Linked DNA regions of Homo sapiens: region 2 is linked to region 1. The links are chromatin loops, found by intact Hi-C in ENCODE. Cell type or tissue: ascending aorta. All regions are shown on one strand. Each heading gives the region's core, and the rest is flanking DNA. Links, peaks and the distances in the headings are about the cores only. Region 1 overlaps GPC6 (glypican 6). Region 2 overlaps GPC5 (glypican 5).

The links. Hi-C counts contacts between places; a loop is a spot of excess contacts. Peaks named below come from ENCODE experiments on the same cell type or tissue, not always from the same donor. Only the 100,000 strongest peaks of a DNase experiment are listed, where the experiment ranks them.
Region 2: it touches region 1 in a loop (5-fold over the local background); 2 of 110 quality-filtered maps call a loop at or near these places.

Annotation. Positions count from the first base shown.
Region 1 is chr13:93,241,448-93,246,831 of GRCh38, reverse strand. The region is part of intron 1 of GPC6 (glypican 6); the gene reads right to left. Among named protein-coding and RNA genes, the nearest start is that of GPC6, 17 kb to the right of the region's middle. RefSeq lists an enhancer at 2,581-3,393. In ascending aorta, for the core only: no CTCF peak of the experiment used is centred there; DNase peaks (open chromatin) are centred at 1,791, 2,500 and 2,701; H3K4me3 peaks cover 1,059 bases.
Region 2 is chr13:92,713,852-92,719,235 of GRCh38, reverse strand. The region is part of intron 7 of GPC5 (glypican 5); the gene reads right to left. All of the region lies in intron 1 of GPC5-AS1 (GPC5 antisense RNA 1), which reads left to right. Among named protein-coding and RNA genes, the nearest start is that of GPC5-AS1, 5.1 kb to the left of the region's middle. In ascending aorta, for the core only: a CTCF peak has its summit at 2,314 (motif pointing left); no DNase peak of the experiment used is centred there.

The DNA of each region.
Region 1 (5,384 bases), core at 221-5,220:
GTGTGCATAGTGGCTTTTTTTTTTTTTTTTTTTTTTTTTTTTGAGACAGTCTTGCTCTGCCGCCCAGGCCTGAATGCAGTGGCACAATCTCGGCTCACTGCAAGCTCCGCCTCTGGGGTTCACCTCCTGCCTCAACCTCCCTAGTAGCTGGGAATACAGGTGCCCACCACCACATCCGGCTAATTTTTTTGTATTTTTAGTAGAGACGAGGTTTCACCGTGTAAGCCAGGATGGTCTCAATCATAGTGGCTTTTGTTAAGTTCATTTCACAAGTGCTAGTGACTTTGAGTTATTCTCATCTATTAAGAAAATAGTAAATAAAAGTTATTTATTATTATTATTTTTTAGAACACTTCAAGGTGTTTTCTTTGCAAAGAAAATGGTTGCCTCAACATCACTGCAATCTTAAGAAAAAAAATACCTCTAGTTCCTTCAAATTCTGTGGAGAAGCACTGGCCCCTGCTAATCTCAGCTGTCCTGGGGGCACAAAGAGAGGAAGCCAATTGCTTGATAAACCTAAAACTATGATGTAAGGAGCAAACATGCAACTAGTAAAGCCTAGAGAGTGCAGGTGTGCATGCCCAGAATGTATTATGCTATATCTTTAATTCAATGTGTACAAAATGCAGAGTGACCAGCTCTAAATGTAGTCGCCTTGCATAACAGTCTAAAAGTCAGGGGAAATGGCTAGATCTGTGCCTGAGAGGCTAGGATAGGAAAAACAGCTCAAGGAGGAGGTTGGGGGGATGGAATTTCTCTTGACCAGAAATCTCAACAGGACCAAAAATTAATTAAGAGTCATAGGTACCAACAGAAGGCATACCATATTAGTAAGAAAAATAGGATCCTGTGGTGAAAGAAACCTGAAATGCCATTGCCCATTTCCCATTTAAAGCAATGTGGAGAGCCCATTCTACTTAGGAAGAAGAATCGTTGGCCTCTTTTGTTCCAGGCAGACATGGGATAGACTGCTCTGGTCCCATTCTGCTCTTTTCCTTAGTCCCCCTAGGGGCTCATGTAAACTTTTTAAAGTATGCGGGGAGATCTAAGTAGTACAACTTGTAGCAGTAACACACTTTGTGGGTGGAGATTCTCACCCACAACCAATGTAAAAAACAATACAAAAACCATTATCCAAAAGGTGACTGCCCACTCTGAAAGAAATCCATATTTAAAACCACAATGAATGGCAACCAGAGTATGAGCCCCAGAGACTCAAAGTATGATACCTGACCCAACAACATCAGCATCACCTGAGAACTTGTTAGAAACGCAAATTACAGACTCCAGGCCAGAACTACTACTGAATCAGAAAGTCTGGGAGGTGGAGCCCAGCCATTTGTGTTTTGCAAGCCTTTCGGTGATTCTGGTGCATAGTAAAGTTTAGGAAGCTCACTGCTCTACATCACTCATTCTCAATCCTGGGAGCACATCTAAATTAGGAAATTATGAAAGGAGGGAAAGAATGAAGGAAGGAAGGAGAGAAGAATAGAAGAAGGAAGGACTGTGCCCTTTCCCAAATCAATTAAATCAGAGTATCCAAAACTGAATAACGGTGCTCAAGTATAGATAATTTTCAGTGCCCCACATTATAGCCTAGAAGACTGTTAAATTTTAAGGAATTTTGTGAACTGGCTGTTAAACTGTTGGTAGCTTGAAATTGTTCATGGTGAGAACATTTATACCACAAAACTTACCAAATGCTATGAATCAGTGTCCCCTCCACACCCAGGCAGTTGTTAATACCTAATCAGTTCATCACTGGCCAGGGTTGAGAAATACTGGACTAAAGTGACAATGCCAAATACCTCATTAATTCAGACAGCCTCAGCAGTTTCTCTCAATTTCTCAATTACTACTCAATTTATTGGGATTCTTATTAAGATTATGAAGTTTTTTTTTTGAAGATGGCAGATTAGAGGCTTTGTTAGTGTGCGTCACCCTTTTGAAAAGAGCAAAATAGTATGTAGAGATTCACGCTGTGCACTTTTATCTAAGAAGGAACAGAGGAACTCAAGAGAAAAAGTGAAAGAAACTTTGGATACTGTGAAAGGAGCAGTAGGCAGCAGGCTGCACTGTGAGTCAGGCAGAAAACTTCAGTCTTTGGAGCGTGAAAGGGGAGAGACTGTCTCCTTCATACACATTCCCACTGGGGAGCCGCTTAATCCAGGCCATGGGGGAGCTCCTTAACCCTACCGGGTGCTAGAGCTGATTTGGGGAGCAGTGGGGAGAAGGAGCAGCATGGAGAAGTGCTTTGCATGCCCGCCCAGGCGCCAGGAGGGGCAGAAGGAAGACACTCCTAATCCAACTCACAGACGCCCACGTGAAAATCTGCTAGCTAACTCAGGAGATGGCCACAGGCTGAAAGAAGCTCCCAAGCGAGATTTGCAACCTAATCTTAAGCATAAAGCATGCTTCTGGCATGGACACAGGAGCCAGGTGCCCCTGCTTCGTGGGCCAAACTAGAAGGGGTGTGGCCTAAGAGCTGCGGTTTCTGTCTTGCGGGGGAAGTCTTGCAGTGTGTGGCAGTCTTGCACTGTGGGACCCAGCCGGCCCTTGCAGCTTTCTGCCAGCAGAAGTCTGTGGGTGTGAGATCTGCCTTGTCAAAGGCATGGGAGCTGGGTGGGTCTCATTGCCACCTGCTGCCCGGCTCCCAGCGTGGACTCTTTTATGCAGCGAAAGTGGTTCCATTCCTCTCTGAAACATTACCCCAGTGGCCAGGGAATTTCCCACTGACTCCCATCAGGGCTCCTGCTTGCACTCACACCTAGGGAGCCAAAGCACGGGACTGCCTGACCCAGCCCCCACCCAGCTTTTCCCCTCCACCCACCTTGGCAGCAGAACACAGACAGGGCCTTTTAGGAGTTCCACGGCCCTGCCCATCACCAGCAACATCTGAGTGCTTCCCCTGAATAACACAGGCCAAGCATCCCATGGCCACCCCAGCAGCTGGTTCTCTCCTACAAGCGCTACCTCCTGGCCCGACTTCACCCAGCACAGCCCATTACAACATCTTCTGACACAGTAACACAGTGCTTGTGAAGGAGAAAACTCTTCTTTGACCTCAGCTAACACCATTGTCCACACCACCCCAGCTACCCAGGAGGACTTGAGCCCGCTCACATGCCCAGTACATTGATGCTACAGCTGGCAAGTGAGAAAGCCACCAAACCACACCAAACAGCCTTATTTAGAAATCCTGAACAGACCAAGACAGACCTACAGAGCCCACACCACTCCCCTGCCACCCCCATCAGAGCTGGTGCTCGCACCTGCCACTGGGAGACCGGAGAGGACAGGTCAGCCTGGTCCAGCTCCACCCATATCACTTGTCTCTGGAGCTAAGAGCAAAGCCCAAGCTACTGCAAGTCCTGTAGACCAGTCCATGGCCTGAGGGATCAGAGGGCTTTTCTAGATGGCTGACTAGAGACATGGGTGAACAATTCCCTTCAGAACAACAACAACAAAAAAAACGAATTACAGGTGAATGTGAATAACCATAGCCTAAATGGAATGTTAAGGGGAGATTGTTGGAGCCCATTGGAAAGTTCATTGGAAGAATCTACAGCATACACAAAAATTAAGGAATCAAGAAGCTTGCAGAGATCAAATCAAGAGAGACTTAGTATTCTGTGGAAAGGGTAGGTGGGAATGCTCTTGGCATCTCTAGCCCTTGCAGCAGACTGCTGGTATCCAAACTCAAGGAGAGCTTTTTTGCCACCATGAGCCCAAGTACTGGAGCGGGCTGCGATCTGGGGACTTCTCGAGGGCATTATATTGGGCTACCATCTCGAACAGGGTCCCTTCCTGTTCCCCCGGTCCCAACCTGTAGTAGCAGGTGCCATACTGAGTGTGCACCCATTGCGAGACTTTGTTCTGCTCAGGGACTTCCAACCCTTGTGTCTTCACATCACAGGATCCCTTGTAGACATGCCTCAGTACCAACCTGGATTGTGGCAACCCCACATGGTGGCTAGACCCAGAGGAACAGCAGGATTCACGGTGGTCTGTTCCCCAGGGATTGTCATACCTAGGGAAAGGGGGAGTGCATCATACCAAGGGAGCACTCTGTGGGACAAAAGAAACAGAGTGCAGGCTTTTCTGTGTCCGTGAACTTGCTGCTTGTGGGCTAGGAGCAGCTGCAACTCTTTCAGCAGAGGGATGGGCACAGTGCTCAGCTGAGTGGGAAGACTACAATTCTTCCCCAGCGGTCGAGCAGCCCCAGTACTCATGAAGTGACGTAGAGGGGACTTCTCCCCCTCACCCACTGCTGCAGACACAGCCAGGATGTCTCCTGTAGGAGCTTGGCTTGGGTGCATCTGTAGATGGTCTTTATAGAGCATTTTGGGGTGACTGTGTCCCCACAGGATGTGTGTCCTCTGGGGTCAGGCTTGCAAGAGGAGTAGAGCCCTGCTCCCTCTCTACACAAAATGTCAGCATTCCTGAAGATGGAAAGATGCTTGTCTAATCTGAATATCCAGAACACTGGGACAGGAGGATGATAGGGAGTTGGGTTGTTTTTTGCCAGGCTTGTAGTAGAGCTGAGGTAGCACCCTTCCTTTCACCTATGAAGACCTCAGTGCATTTCATGGGAACTCCCTAGGCTACATCCATCAGGGCTGGGATGTGTGCTCACCATTGTGGTATTGCATATACCCACCTACCTTAGCCACAGCCAATTCTTACCCATGAACACCTCTAATTAAACTGAAGACTAAATTGTTCAACCCACTGAAAAAATACTGGGGAAAAAAGTACACATCAAGAGGAATAAAATAAGCTTCAGGAGACCTCTGCCATTCCAGCACCACAGGAGACAGTGGCCCTATTCACACACCCGCTACATTGCTACTAAAAGCACGACCTAAGAAAGCCATCAGACAAAATTCTGTATAACCAAGGAACTTACACAGAGTCTTTGCAACTGAAATTACCCAGACCCAAAGCTAGGGAATCATAAACTATACACATTATAGTTACATCCTCAAGGAGAAAAAAAAAACCCAGTTCAGTCAAAACTCAATTCAAAAATAATAAGAAGAAACAATTCTATCCAGATGAGAAGGAAGCAGAAAAATAATTCTGGCAATATGAAAAGCAGAGTTTTGCAATGCCCTCAAAAGATCACATTAACTCTTTAGCAATAAATCTAAACCAAAATGAAATCTTGGAAATACCAGATAAAGAATTCAAAATATTGATCATAAAGTTTCTGAATGAGATCCAAGAGGAAGTCAAAACCAACATAAAGAAATCAAGAAAACAACTCAAGATATGAATGAAAATTTTCCAAGGAGATAGATTTTAAAAAATCAAAAAATCAAAACAAAACAAAACACAGAACTTCTGGAAATGAAAGACTCATTTAGGGAGTTACAAAATGC
Region 2 (5,384 bases), core at 209-5,208, 530 kb after region 1:
AAATAACCTGGGAATCAGATAAGCTTATACTTTACCCTCTTGGTACAAAATCATTATGTGGGGGGGGGCTATAGGAATCATCTATGTATTTCAAATACATTTTATAGTCATTAGAGACAACATTTTTTATTAGTCTTTTATTATCTTTTTTAATATTTAATTTTTATGAGTACCTAGTAGGTACATATATTTATGGGGTACATGTGATATTTTGATAGTCTTATAATGCATAATAATCACATCAGGTTAAATGGGGGGTATCACCTCAAGCATTTATCCTTCCTTTGTGTTACAAACATTCTTATTCTTTCATTTTTTAACAATTTTTTTTTTTTTTTTTGTGGGGGGACGGAGTCTCACTCTGTTGCCCAAGCTGGAGTGCAGTGGTGCAATCTGGGTTCACTGCAACCTCTGCCTCAAGGCAGAGGCAATTGCTCAAGGCTCAAGCAATTCTCCCACCTCAGCCTCCGGAGTATCTGGGATTACAGGCACCTGCAATCATGCCCGGCTAAGTTTTGTATTTTAGTAGAGATGGGGTTTCACCATGTTGGCCAGGCTGGTCTTTAACCCCGTTGACTGTAGTCACCCTGTTGTTGTGATAGCAAATAGGAGATTTTATTCATTCTAGCTATATTTTTGTACCTATTCATAATCCTGACTCCACCCCTTTGCCCCACTACCCTTCCCAGCCCCTGATAACCATCATTCTATTCCCTATCTCCATGAGTTCGATTGTTTAATTTTTTTGCTCTCACAAATGGGTGAAAACGTGAAGTTTGTTTTTCTATGCCTGGCCTATTTCACTTCACATAATATCCTCCAGTTCCATCCATAATGTTTCAAATGACAGGATCTCATTCTTTTTGTGGCTGAATGGTATTATACTTCATTGTGTACCGCATTTTCTTTATCCATTAGTTTGCCGATGAACACTTCTGTTGCTTCCAAATCATGGCTATTGTGAATAGTGCTGCACTAAACATGGTAGTACAGATCTACATTTGATATGCTGATTTCCTTTCTTTTGGGTATATACCTAGCAGTGGGATTGCTGGATCATATGATAGTTCTATTTTTAGTTTTATGAGAAACTTCCATACTGTTTTCCATAGTAGCTGTGCTAATTTACATTCCCACTAGCAATGTACAAGCGTTCCCTTTTCTCCACATCCTTATCAGCATTTTTTATTGTTTGCCCTTTCAATAAAAGCCATTTTAACTGGGGTGAGATGATATCTCATTGTAGTTTTAATTTGCATTTCTCTGCCATTGGTATGTCTTTCTTAGACCTTTTGCCCATTTTTAATCAGATTATTAGATTTTTTCCTATTGAGTTGAGTTCCTTATATTTTCTGCTTATTAAGCGTTTGTCAGATGGATAGTTGGCAAATATTTTTTCCCATTCTGTGTGTTGGAAGACAACATTATTTCAATAAATGAAATCACATTCACTATGATGTCTCCAAATTACCTGTAACAAACCTTTAATGTTTGTATGAATTGAAGGAAAAAGAGAAAAAGATAATTTTCAGCATTAAATTATTTCTCAAAGGTTTTGCTCTTGACTTTTTAATACATTGTGAATTTCAAACAGCCAAATTACATTATGTTTAATGAAGCTGATGACTTCTGAAGAAAATACACATTTGATGTGTGGTAGGAGAAGAAGGAGAAAGTGTAGAGGATTCAAATGTAACAACAGCTTCTCTCCAGAGTGAAAACTCCCCAAATTAATTCTGGATCTGAGAGTTTGTTTTTGATAAACTCAGAATAAAATTGTTTCTTTAAATATCTGAATATAATTAAATGTCAAATTGAGTTTAGAAAATATAACACCCCAAAAAGTTAAAGTAAATATTATATTCATGGTATATGTCTGGCGGCAGAGGTGTAGACTTGCTAGAACCTAACTCTGAGGCAAGGGCTGTAGCTGGCAATTCACATAACCAGGATCTCCTTTTTCCCTCTTGCTGGAGGCCTGGATTCTTGTCAATGGAAGATAACACATTGATACCATCTCTTTGAATGTGCACTGCTATGTTACCAAATGTGTATTTGCAGAGTTTGAACAATAGAAACAATGAATGTAATAATATTTTGGAAAAGTAATCCTACCCACACCGAGAAGAATACGGTTTGAGAAGTTTTACGGTCTTGCCCTTCACAGCACAGATTTGGAGTGAATTCGAACAGGGCTTGACTCTTAGCCTCTCTGTTTATTGTGCCTGCCACTTCGGGAAAGTCACATAAACTCTCCAAACTTCAGTATCCTCACTTGGAAAATAGGGATAATGTTATCTATGCTGCCCTCTGTAGGGCTGTCATGAGGAATAAATAAAATAGTATATTTTAATTTCATGTCCACATTCCCTATATATTCAGTGGTACTAAAGAAAGCTTATTGGTTGCTGTTGTTTGTTTCAGCATAGAATTTGTTTCAAGTCCAGGTTCCAACACAAACTAGTCTGAGACGTTCATCTTGGAGTATTTTTTTGCTACTCTTTCCACTTCTAAAGATTGTCCTGAAAGATTGATAAAATATCATGCTCCTACTTTATAAGCTCTACCTTTTAAAATAAAATATTAGCCATACATTAATTTATAAAAAATGTTTTGTAGACATACATTGTGCCAGATACTATAAAGCACCAGGATAGAGCTATGCTGAGATCTGAATTCCTTACCCAGGGAGCTGGCAGTCTAATAGGGAGACAGAAAAACAAATGGCCATTACAATGAAGGATGAAAAAGAGATGAAGAGAGGGGATAAAAACAGTATCTGAGGAGCCTCGGTGGGAAGACTTTCTAGATGTGGTCAACCTGGAGCTGAATCTTGAAAGATGAGAGGAAAGTAGCAAGGCAAACAAGCAGAGGAAGGATATTCAGACAGCAAAATTAAGAAATCAATTGTAAGCATGAGAGGTATTCAGAGAAATATGGGTAACTCTGTGTTGCTGGCATATAAATGAAGAAGCAGGAAGTAGCAGAAAATGGAGGGATCTTCTTATAAACATGAAAGAATATTCATGATTTTTGTTACTGTTATTATTAGCACCAGATTGTATGAAGAATAAAATCTTATATTTGGGGTTTTATAATAGAGATGGAATGATTGACTCTTGCCACGTTCACTGATCTCAGTGGTGAGAGACAAAGTCTCCAATCCTGAGTCTTATATCATGGATATTTCTTCATCATTGACAATAAGGAAAAAGAAAAACTTAGGCAAAAATATGTGCTGCATTTCAGAAATAATAAGTAAACTACATGTTAAAATCACCATGTTTTGCATATAGTCTGTTGGATCAGAATCTTCAAAAACTAGATTAATTCTCTAAGCATTCTGCACACACACACAAGTTTAGATTGTAGGTGAGAACTGGAGACATAGACAGAAAACATGTTTGTTGTATGAGCCCTTGTCCATCACCGTGGGATAAATTTTCCATAATTGTCATTTCTTTCCTGCTTCCATGTAAACTCTAGAATCTTCTCTGTTTCAGGATATCTGTATTTTCTCTACTGTATACAGTGGTTAATCCTTGGTATAGTACAGCAAGAGTTAAATAAATTCTCCAGAGTTGAGAAAATTTATGAGATAAAATTCCAAAGTAAGTATAAACATCCAAGTCCAGCCCCTCATGAAGTCCAGATAGCATTATTACTGATAATGAATGAAGTCATCATATGTTCCTGTTAATTGTTAATTCTCTGTTTTATTTGCTGTCAGGAGACTAGAGTTATACTGATCAAATTATTTTGTTTACTTAATCATTTAGAATTATTTCCCTTCCTAAGCCTTCTTCCAGCTCACTATTTCTTGAATTTAGAGCTCACGCTGGAAAAGGGAGAAATAGGAGGAAATTCTGATTCATAAATAGACTTGTGGAATTAGTTATTAAGAAATGTTCAAAATGTAGAGTTTTTCAATCTTACAGTCTATAAATAGTACTTCTAGGGTCTCATCTGAACAAGAAACATGCACACACTCTCATAGAAAAGACGAGTCAAGTCTTTTTTCAGGAACCTGTGCTGATCACTCTATTCAACTGTTTTGAAAATAATGTTTAATTATATTTTTCGTTGCAACATGTATACGTACAAAATCTGAGTACTCAACCATGGAATAAATAAAGTTACTATGTTGCTTAACCAATTCTTTTTTTCTTTTGAGAGGAAGTCTTGCTCTGTCGTCCAGGCTGGAGTGCAGTGGCGTGATCTTGGCTCACTGCAACTTCTGCCTCCCAGGTTCAAGCAATTCTCTGCTTCAGCCTTCCGAATAGCTGGGATTCCAGGCACCCACCACCATGCCTGGCTAATTTTTGTATTTTTAATAGAGACTGGGTTTCATCACCTTGGCCAGGCTGGTCTTGAACTCCTGAACTCGTGATCCACTTGCCTCGGCCTCCCAAAGTACTGGGATTACAGGTGTGAGCCACCGTGCCTGGCCTAAGCAATTCTTTTTATTATGTTGTTTGGCCAAGTGCTTTTTAGGAAAACAGTTGTTATATGGGATGTGGAAAAAAATGTTCACATTTGAATATGGCTCTAAAAAACTGCCTCTTACTATCACAATTGAAATATTTTCATATATGCCACAATATCTCCAAGGCTCACCTCTTTTACATCTATAAAGAGAGAACGATGATATCTAACATGGTTGGCATACGATTGAAATGGATAATGAAGGTAGAAAAGCTTTGTCAGTTGTGAAATTTTCTATGTTTCTGTGTTGTTTTCTCCTGGTTGTTGATGGCAATGTTCTTTATACAACTAATGAAACAAAACAGAAAAGAAGAAAAAGTAAACAATCCAAAATTATGTGGGAGCTTTTTAGCCAAAGATCCATGGTTATCTGGGAAGAATTCTTTGTTCATAGTCACATGAAAAATAGCTTCTGATGATCTATCAACAGTTCCCACTGCTCTGATTTATGCCATAAAATCTGTATTCTTATCTAATGCAGGAATATACATTAAGTGATTGAATAGCAAATTTTGAGCAGCAGATGGGAGGGAAAGATCATATGTAACATAATAACACAGGAAGTTCCTATATTTGTTGACTTCCATGACATCCTATCAAATGTAGCTGGTAAGCTATTTTCTTCCCCTCTAGAGCCAGAGTAGTATTTAAATCACCTTTCTAGGTATTACGTGACAAACAACAGGAATAAATTCAGTTCACCAACAAGAAATGTGCAGATGAAAAATACAACTGGGAAGACAGAAGTCATTTGTTAAAGAGGATCACTATTTTGAAGAACATGCATTGCAATTCTGGAATTGCTTGGTGAACTATGGGAACAAAGTCTGTTACAGCTATTTCTGTAGGAAACTGCTACACTCCTTACCAGAACGGGTGTAACATTTTGTAAGTCCCAA